Regions from separate parts of the Homo sapiens genome. Here region 1 is linked to region 2. Evidence: chromatin contacts called from ENCODE Hi-C or POLR2A ChIA-PET data. All regions are on one chromosome and are shown on one strand. The core of a region is the stretch at or near the end of the contact, and the rest is flanking DNA. Distances in the headings are between cores, read along the strand shown. Region 1 overlaps SH3RF1 (SH3 domain containing ring finger 1). Region 2 overlaps SH3RF1 (SH3 domain containing ring finger 1).

Region 1 (4,998 bases), core at 769-3,268, 48 kb before region 2:
ACTGATGCATTCCTTATAGGTGAGGTCACTCTGCATTGCTGATATCTTCCTCCTTTCATAAAAGGGAGATGGGGACCGCTCCCAGTGCATTCCATTTCTCACAATCCTTAAAATAAGGCTTAAATGTACCTGTCCATTAAAAGCTTTTGAAGGACGAAAGCCAACCTCAGAGGCTTTGTGAACCATGAATTGACAATGAAAGACAGTATGCTTCTGTTTTTCGGATAGCCTGTTTAAGGACAAAAGAACTATTCAGTCTTACATGACTTTCATTTAGTTATAATAAAAGGGATGAGGATGGTCATCTTGTTTTGTGCACGATTTTAAGGCTGCTTGACTGAGATTATCTGAAACAATACTCTTCAGTTATTCTGACTAACAAAGTCACTGAGAGGAATGTGTGTTACAGCGTGTATACATGACTTTACGTGTATTTGTTTAGATATAATGAAATTTAAAAAGTAGTTTCCTACCTTCCACCCTCCCTGTAAAACCTAAAGGGTGAAAGCATTTTGAGGATATCAGGTTAAGCTCTATGTATTGACATAGTCTCCTAACTAACCTTCTGTCCACTTGTGTCTCCCAGAGTAGCTCCCTTGAACCTCAGTTAGTGTGACATGTCACTCTTGCTCAAAACTATGTTATATAATGGTCCATTAGACTTCAGTCGCATAACTGAGTCCTGCCCTTTTCCTCCACCTTATCTCCTCAGCTTAAGTATTCTGCTCCAGCCATACAGACTTTCTTGCTGTTTATCAAACCACCAAAGCCTAGGGCCTTTGCACTTAGTCTTTGCCCTGCCTGGAAGGAAGGTCAGCTTTTACCCAGGTCTCAACATGGCTTGCTCCTTTCCTTCAGTTTGGTCTCTTTTCAAATGTCTCTTCCTTATAAGGGTCTTCTGTGACCACCATATCCAAAAAAGCCCCACCCCTCACTCTACTGCCAATCTTCTAGCCTTGCACTGCTTTGTTTTTCTTCATGGCACTTATGTCTGTCTAAAATCACATTATACATTTATTTGTTTAATCCCTCCTACCCCCATCCCCACTACCCCACAATAGGCAGTAGGCTCCATGAGAACCAGGACTTTGATTAAATTTATTCCTGTCTGTATCCCCAGCAGGTAGAACACTGCCTAGTACATAGTAGGTTCTCAATAAGAATTTGTTAACAAATAAATCAGTGAATGGTTATACTTGATGTATGTTGATGTTACTGAGCACACCTCATGTTGAAAAATATTGCAAATAGGAGAATGACTGTTATTCATTCAGATGTTTAAATTGAAACAGTTTTAATAGATGAGTAAATTAAAGTGTCATATATGCTTATTTGGCAATTCACTTTGTATTGTTTTATGAAGATAAATGTGGAATGATTTAAAAAATAATCTTGCCGCAAGCTTTTTTTTTTTTAAACCCAAGAGATGAGCAGTATGATTCCAAACCATAGCAGCATCTCTGTTTTTAGCTCCCAGAAATGAATACAAATCCTTTATAACTGACAGCATTGGTGTACTTCAGTGTTCATACTTTTAAAGCTACCCAGAACACCAGAAAATGAGAGCATGGAAAGGAATGCTTTTTTATGCATTTCTGCAAATTTCTATGCTTAACATATTCTTAGGAAGAGAAGTGACATTGTTTTTTGTACCTAAAACTGTTTAAGGAGTGGGTGGAAACACCTATTAATCTTGGCTGTGTCGTGACTTGAGCATATTTCCTCATTTGATATAGTGTGGATTCAAATCAGACTTCAGATAATCGTTTTTTTTTCCTTTGCAAAATAATACAACCATATTGTGGGCCGATTCTGTTGAGTGTCTGGAGCCTGATGATTAATGTCAGAGATGAATTTCCTTTTTCTAATATAATCATTGCTGTATGGGTTATATGTACAACTCATTGAAATCTCTCTTTATAAGTCACTCATAAACATGACTGCAGTCATATGCCTCACAGTTACTGTACTTTAATCTGCACTTGCTTCCTCCTACGTATTTACTTAAAGAGTCACAGCTTGCTGGAAATGTATCCTTCCTACTGTTGCTCTGTGTGTCTCCAACGGGGGGATTGGATCCTTGTATGTTTTTTTAACCAGCAGATAATTGTGTGCTTTAACATGCATTGGTACATAATCTGCTTTCCACATAGAATTAGAGAATACCCTTATATCTCCAGTGGAGTGTCTTAGTCCATTTCTGCTGCTGTAACTAGAGACTGGGAAATTTGTAAAAACAAATATACCCCAAATTTATTTCTCACAGTTCTAGAGACTGGGAAGTCCAAGATCAAGGTGCTGGTAGGTTCAGTTATCTGGTGAGGGCAACTCTCTGCCTCCAAGATGGTTCCTCTGGAGGGGAGGAACACTGTGTCCTCACATGGCCCTCTATGGGCAAGCTAGCCTAATGGTGGGTGAAGCCTCTTTTATAAGGGGCTTTATCACATTCACATGGGAGGAGCCCTCATGGCCTAATTGCCTCTTTTTTTTTCTTTTTTCTTTTTTTGAGACGGAGTCTCGCTCTGTTGCCCAGGCTGGAGTGCAGTGGGACGATCTCGGCTCACTGCAAGCTCCGCCTCCCGGGTTCACGCCATTCTCCTGCCTGAGCCTCCTGAGTAGCTGGGACTACAGGCGCCCACCACCATGCCTGGCTAATTTTTTTGTATTTTTAGTAGAGATGGGGTTTCACCGAGTTAGCCAGAATGGTCTCGATCTCCTGACCTCGTGATCTGCCCACCTCGGCCTCCCAAAGTGCTGGGATTATAGGCGTGAGCCACTGGGCCCGTCCCTAATTGCCTCTTAAAGGCCCTACTTCTTAATACCATCACATTGGCAACACCTGAGTTTTGGAGCGGAGCCATTCAAACCATAGCACAGGAATCACCAAAAACAATGTTGAGTAGTTCTATGAGGTCACTGAAAGTAAGCAGTGCACTTCAATCTGGAGTAGCCTTTGTTGTCTGTGTCTGAATAGTCACAAACACCCACCAGGTGAACAGCTCCAAGTTCCAGATTGGGAAACTGGACTGCTCACGTGGATGTTTCCCCTTTTCCTATTACTTTTTTTGAATTTTTTAAAATTTTACTTGAAGTTCTGGGATACATGTACAGAATGTGCAGGTTTGTTACATAGATATACATGTGCCATGGTGGTTTGCTACACCCATCAACCCATCATCTAGATTTTAAGCCTGGCGTGCATTAGGTATTTGTCCTAATGTTCTCCCTTTCCTTGCCTCCCACCCCACAACAGGCCCTGGTGTGTGATGTTCCCCTCCCTGTATCCATGTGTTTTCATTATTCGACTCCCACTTATGAGTGAGAACATGCAGTGTTTGGTTTTCTGTTCCTGTGTTAGTTTGCTGAGAATGATGGTTTCAGCTTCATCCATGTCCCTGCAAAGGACATGAACTCATTCTTTTTTATGGCTGCATGGTATTCCATGATGCATATGTGCCACATTTTCTTTATGCGGTCTATCATTAATGGGCATTTGGGTTGGTTCCAAGTCTTTGCTATTGTAGATAGTGCTGCAGTAAACATACGTGTGCATGTGTCTTTATAGTAGAATGATTTATAATCCTTTGGGTATATATCCACCAATGGGATTGCTGGATCAAATAGTATTTCTGGCTCTAGATCCTTGAGGAAGTGCCACACTGTTTTCCACAATGGTGGAACTAATTTACAGTCCCACCAACAGTGTAAAAGCATTTCTGTTTCTCCACATCCTCGCCAGCATCTGTGGTTTCCAGACTTTTTAATGATCGCCATTCTAACTGGAGTGGCGTATCTCATTGTGGCTTTGATTTGCATTTCTCTAATGATCAGTGATGATGTGCTTTTTTTCATGTTTGTTGGCTGCATAAATGTCTTCTTTTGAGCAGTGTCTGTTCATGTCCTTCATCCACTTTTTGATGGGGTCGTTTTTTTCTTGTAAATTTGTTTAAGTTCCTTGTAGATTCTGGATATTAGCCCTTTTCCTATTTCTATTCCCATTGTTAGCTCCACAGTTTCTGTCGTGTGCAGGAATGTCATGATGCCTCCTCAGACTCAGATCGCAAGATCCACAACCCCTTTATTGTCTTCAGAACAGTAATCCTATTCTCTCTGGCCCATATAGTTGTACTCCTATCCCCCACCCTATATGTGTTATTACCATTTATCAAGCGATGCTACTTTGTTCACCTATCTAGATTCCAGACTCTCAGACACAGATCATGGTAGTCTGGAGTCTGCATCTTCTCCAGGCTCTAGCTCACACCTTCATACGTGCCTCGTGTTACCAGGCCTGCCTGCAGCTCTGTGGCTTCCTTCACTTATCACATGTTCATCACTCTCCCCTGGACCAGGTTCATAGCTCTAATGTTGCTGTGGATGCCGTCCACCATTCACTCTCTCAGTAAATATTTATTTGGGGGAAGATCCCTCAGCGAGTGTGTCTGCCTCTCCTGTTTACCACTGCAATCTCTGTCTAAACCTATCAAGCTCACTTTTGCTCTTTTCCCCACCTCTTCCCTTTTGGTTTGCCTCTTCTTGACCCTCTCCACTGTCCTCTTCTGGCCCCATCTCCAGTTTCAGTGTCTGAACCTTTGTCCTCAGTCATTATGCTTTTCCCAGTGAGCACATCATGTCTTACTCTGCTAAATAGCCCCTTGAAGTCCTCTTTTAATGCCTTAACTGCTTTTGATTTATGGTAGAACAATCAGTGGAGAGTAAAGCACATGGTAAAAGGTAGCTTTAATAGTGTACATTTCTAATTTTCCTGCAGAATGGAACTTTATTGCTTCCCCCTTCCTCTTTTAGATGAAGAGCTATGAGATTATTCAAGTTTTTCTTTCTACAGCAGTCTTGCAAGATTGTCATATTTACCAGGGAATTATTTTATAGATGAAAAAATTTGAATGGGATTTTAGTTTCAGAATGAAATAATTGCTAGTTAAATGACTTACATTAGTGGATCAGACCCAGTTAATGTAAGTTTGTGTCTTTCTTAAA
Region 2 (4,907 bases), core at 1,093-3,592:
TTTCTATCATTTAAATATTCCATACACTTACAGAAGGAAATTCTTGTTTCTGGTAGGGATTGCAGAGCAATTAGAACAGAATTCCAGGATTTTTTTTTTTTTTTCTTGAGACAGGGTCTGGCTCTGTTGCCCAGGCTGGAGTGCAATGGTGCCATCTCAGCTCACTGCAACCTCTGCCTCCCAGGCTCAAACCATCCTCCCACTTCAGCCTTCCAAGTAGCTGGGATTACAGGCGCACACCACCGTGCCTGGCTAATTTTTGTATTTTTGGTAGAGGTGGGGTTTCACCATGTTGCCCAGGCTGGTCTGGAACTCCTGGATTCAAGCGATCCACCAATCTCAGCCTCCCAAAGTGCTGGGATTACAGGCATAAGCCACCGTGCTTGGCCAGTTCTGGGATATTTTTATTTGCTCTTTCAACTACAAAGAGCAAGATGCTTTGAGTTATGAGTTGATACTCTGTGATACACTTTAGCAGCTATGTGAATGTGTGGCTTACTAAATAACAGCATGTTCTTAAGTGTTTTCTGTGAGACGTTTGGTCAAATAATTTTGGAAAATGCTTGTTTAGCATTTTCTTAACAATAAACAGGTTTCTTTGCTGCAGAACTTCTCAGAGCCCTTCCATGCTTACCATAGACCTTTTTTTCTCCAAGAGCTGTCTATCCCAAATAGTGTTCAGGAGGATATACATTGCTATCTAGATACAGAATGCTATGTCTTCTTCCTTTAGATATATACATTTTAAATTGTTTTCCTGCTCAGAAAGCACACAATTGCCAGTTTTTTAAAGTTTCTTTTATTGAAGACCACCTCAACATTTATAATGGTAAATTTATTAAGCTTTACTTTAGGTACAAAGTTTAAGTATCTGATGACAACAACATATCTAAGGGATTCAAAGGGGTTAGGTTTTCTTTTTGTCATAAGCTATTTCTCCACTTTTCTTGAAGTTGCTAGGTAAAATTATTGTGTTATTTCTGTAGAAATAGGGAGGCAGGCTTGGAATTAACTGATGCTTTGGTTTCTGAAGGTAGGTATTTACTACCCTTGTGTTTTCAGAGGTTCAGACAATTGTCACTGTGTTATTAACCCAAATACTAATTATAAGCTAGCTGTAAGCTGAAGGTTTTTATTCATTATACATTGTCCTTTAAAAGGAACCACATCCCCTCCTTCAGATGAGATGGTAAATTGAAACAGTGCTGCCCAGCCTGGACTTCATTTCTCATCCACAGAGGCTCACTGTTTGAGGCTTTAAAATTTGTACTCTATTTGCCTTGATATGTGGGCACAAGAGAAAAATAGAGAGGGCTGAGAGTCAAGGTTGACCTCATACCAAGAACTAGCCTCCTACGGAGGGAGGTAAACATTAAACTGAAGCATCAGGATAAAGAAACAGTTTATGTTAGGGCCAAAGCACTAACACTATTCCTTGTCTTCCCGGCACCAAGAACACGAAGTAGGCCCTTAATAAATATTTGCTGAATAAGTACTTCCATTGCAACTCAGTATCTATATCCTGAGGTCAGAGATAACTGTAAATTTGGGGGAGTGAGATTTTTTTTTTTTAAGCTGACAGCATTGTCTCTCATTTAATTCTCACAACATTATGAGATACTTTTTCATTTTGCAGATGGGTAAAGGGAAACTTGAGAACATTAGATACTGTGTCCAAAGACTCCTCTCTCATAGCTGTCAGAGCTGGGGTGTGAACCCAAGTTCACTGACTCCTGGTACAGGTCCTTGCAGTTTGGACCAAGTATCCTGTGCTACTAGGTTTCTCTACTTGCCTCTGTAGCGACGACAGATGGGTTTTCTGTGTTAAGACCTCATCCCCAGGATTTTTAATAGTAAATCTTTGACTTACATTGGAAAAAATAAAATCAACATATGATTTCAACTGGGAAATCAGAGCCTCAGGAGAAGTCAATAGTGTTTTCTCTGTGACTTCACAGGAAGTTACCATGGAAATGATTATGGTATTATGAATACAAAATTATAACTTTGACTGGGAAATAAGCTGCCTAAAGAGACAAAATGCTAAGGAATAGCAAAGTTGTTGTTATGAAAGTGGCTTTTAGATTTGAGATGAACACACTTAGCAACATGAAGTCTAAATGCCTGGTCTCCTTTAGCATTCCTGAAACATCAGTGTTAAATTATTCTTTTAACTCTCCCTGGTTTTGTTACTACTTTCAGAACTTGTTGAAAGTAAAATAATTCCCATGTGTGCCTATGTGTTTTTAGTTTGGCAAATATTGTTTTTTACAGATCCTCCCTGCCCTAGCCCCGCTCTAATCCCTTCTTCAAAGTATTCCCAGTGGAGATAAATTGTTTCCTGGTTTTGCATCAACAAATTCCCTGCAGAATAAGTATTCGTCAATTGTTAAAGCCAGCTCTGGCAGTAGATGGAGAGGCCGTGGTGTTTTTCTGATAGAAACTTTAATTCCAAATTTCATTGTTCCTGCTACTTTTCACTAAATTTAATCCTTTTAAAGATGTTAATTTTAAAAATATTGATCGTATATTTTAAATTTTATCATAGAAAAGGTTTTTTTCAAATTGCCAGTAATCAGAAATGGTGACAATACTGTATTATTGTTTGCCATCTTAATTTCTTTATATTTGGAATCCTGTTGTGTTTTTAAAATTTATTTAACTGACATTGTGTCTGACTGGCTCGAGAGCACACTGAAGACTTCTGTTCTCTTACTGCTGTCATTTTACTTTGAAAGGGCCAAGTATTCTAGACAGGGACCTCATAGCTGTTCTGACCCATTAAGCTCTAGAAACTTACCAGTTTACTCATCTCAGTTGGGATGGACTAATTATTCTGGAATCTGATATACCTGTCTCACCAGACTACTCTGGTATCTAAAGTATCTTCCTAATCTGTGATTGGGAAGAGAAGAGTGAATAGCCGTGGAACTTTCTGTTAAGTAGAAAGATTTTTAAATGGTAAAGGGAGCACGTAGTTGAACTGTTCACAAATATATGTGCCAGTGTATCACATAGTAATACATATGATACATATGAAAGATTATGTAAGGTATATGTAAGTTATGAAACTTGTTTTTTTCCTCACATTATGTTTCTGATTCATCCCTGTTGTGAGCTGTGGTTCATTCTTACTGAAGTAAATACTTCTTTTTTCTGAAGTAAATATTTATTTTCTAGTGTTTACTTTGACTCATGGGTTATTTAGAAATGCTTTAAAATTTTCTAACTGTGGAGATTTTATTTTTATATAATTGATTTTTAACTTAATTGCATTGTGATTAACGGGCATGGTCTATATAATACCTATTGTTGGAACTCCATTGAGACTGGTTTTGTGGCTTAACATATAAACAGGTTTTGGAAATATGTATGTGAAAACAGTGTGTACTTTTATTTGGCATTACTACACATGTCCTCTGCATCAAACATATTTTAGAATCTCTGACTATATGATGGGTTCATTAATTTCTTCTGTGTTTTTATTAAATATTGCTCTATACATATTTGAGGCTATTTTAATAGATATTTAAATATATGGAATTAGTATACTTTCCTGTTAAATTTACCGTTGTGTAGGTACTCTCTTTATTCCTTTTTTTTGGATGGAGTCCATTTTAAAATGATACTGATGTAGTACATAACTTTATTTAGGTTCATATTTGCCTGGAATATTTTCTCATGATGTCGATCTTTTATGTCTTTATGTTTTAGGTGTGCCTCTTATAAAGAGCATACTGCTTCATTTTGTTATTGTTTTAAAATACATTATAATATCTAATTTTTAACTGGTAGATTAATTTACATGTGTCGTGCTTGCTGAATGTTTGATGTTGTTACTGTCACCTTACCTTAATATTTTATTTATATTTGTCACACCTTTTTATCCATTTCGCTTTCTCTTTTATTGTCTTTCTTTTTAAATTGTTTGAATTTTGTTTGTTTTCTTATTCCCAGTGGATTGGAAGCTGTGACAGAACCTCCTAGCTGCTCTCAAAAATGTATTAGTCTCCTCTGTTATTTATTTATTTTTTTTTTTTTGCGCATTCACTAAGCCACATTTTCCAGGACCATTTGCTGTTATACATACTGTGTGACTGAGATCTAACCAGTGGGATGTGAACAGAAGTGACTTTTACCATGTTGGGGCCAAGGCTTTTAGGGAGTGCTTGGACCTCATCCATGCCCCTTTTCACTTCTGCTCTCTGGATGCACAAGATTATAAGACCCTAATGGTTGGTGAAGCCACAAGATGGTAAGAACCCGAGTCTTTGAACGTCTGTGTAGAGGAAAACCACCTGCCAACCAAACATTAGACTGTTATGAGAATGATGTGTTAAGCCACTGAAATCTGGGGGTTTGTAACAGCAGCTAATGTTTTTCTAAACGTAGAAATTGTACACTGTTTTTATTAGTTTATGGGTACCTTTGAAATTGTCCATGCATACCCAGCAGTCTAAACCTGATATTAAATGCCTCCCAAATACCATGAGGATCTTCAAATACAACTCCAGTTGCTTCTCTCCTACTTTACATGCTGCCCTTTTAAAACCCTAGACTTTATTATTGTATTATTGATTGTTTAGGTTTGCCACTATTTTACCAATTTATTTGCTTCCTTTTCCTTCTTACAACTCAGACCTGCTTTCTAGAAGTATTGTCCTTAAAGTATTCCTTTAGAAGCTCCAGTGGGCAAAATCCTGCTGGTAATAAATCCTCTCAGTTTTTATCTTTCTACACAGGTCATTATTTTTCTCTTGTTCTTGTTTTAAGTCTAGACTGATGTATTTTCTCTCAGCACTTTAAAGATATTTCCACAAACCATTGGCCTCTATTGTTTCCGTTGAAGTCTGTTTTCAGCCTAATTGTTATTTCTTTGTTAGATTCTCTTTTTTCTCTTGTAAAGT

Evidence for each region. A loop is a pair of places that touch in the nucleus more often than their neighbours do. ChIA-PET counts read pairs that join two places held with the same protein, here RNA polymerase II (POLR2A). Pooled maps may share reads with other maps.
Region 1: a map of chondrocyte shows a loop between it and region 2 (2.6-fold over the local background). The contact joins two enhancer-like sites. A Hi-C loop is called at or near these places in 2 of 168 maps with a recorded cell type or tissue (Caco-2 and chondrocyte), 4 of 37 single-sample maps with no recorded cell type and 3 of 50 pooled maps. POLR2A ChIA-PET finds 5 or more read pairs at or near these places in 4 of 52 experiments (GM12878, HCT116, PC-9 and 1 more).

Annotation. Positions count from the first base shown.
Region 1 is chr4:169,246,736-169,251,733 of GRCh38, reverse strand. The region is part of intron 2 of SH3RF1 (SH3 domain containing ring finger 1); the gene reads left to right. Among named protein-coding and RNA genes, the nearest start is that of SH3RF1, 22 kb to the left of the region's middle. RefSeq lists an enhancer at 1-564 and a silencer at 1,922-2,216. Within about 2 kb of position 2,018, at least 5 of the 41 ENCODE cell types and tissues checked have a DNase peak (open chromatin) inside an H3K27ac peak, as active enhancers do.
Region 2 is chr4:169,198,751-169,203,657 of GRCh38, reverse strand. All of the region lies in intron 2 of SH3RF1 (SH3 domain containing ring finger 1), which reads left to right. Among named protein-coding and RNA genes, the nearest start is that of SH3RF1, 70 kb to the left of the region's middle. Within about 2 kb of position 2,342, at least 3 of the 41 ENCODE cell types and tissues checked have a DNase peak (open chromatin) inside an H3K27ac peak, as active enhancers do.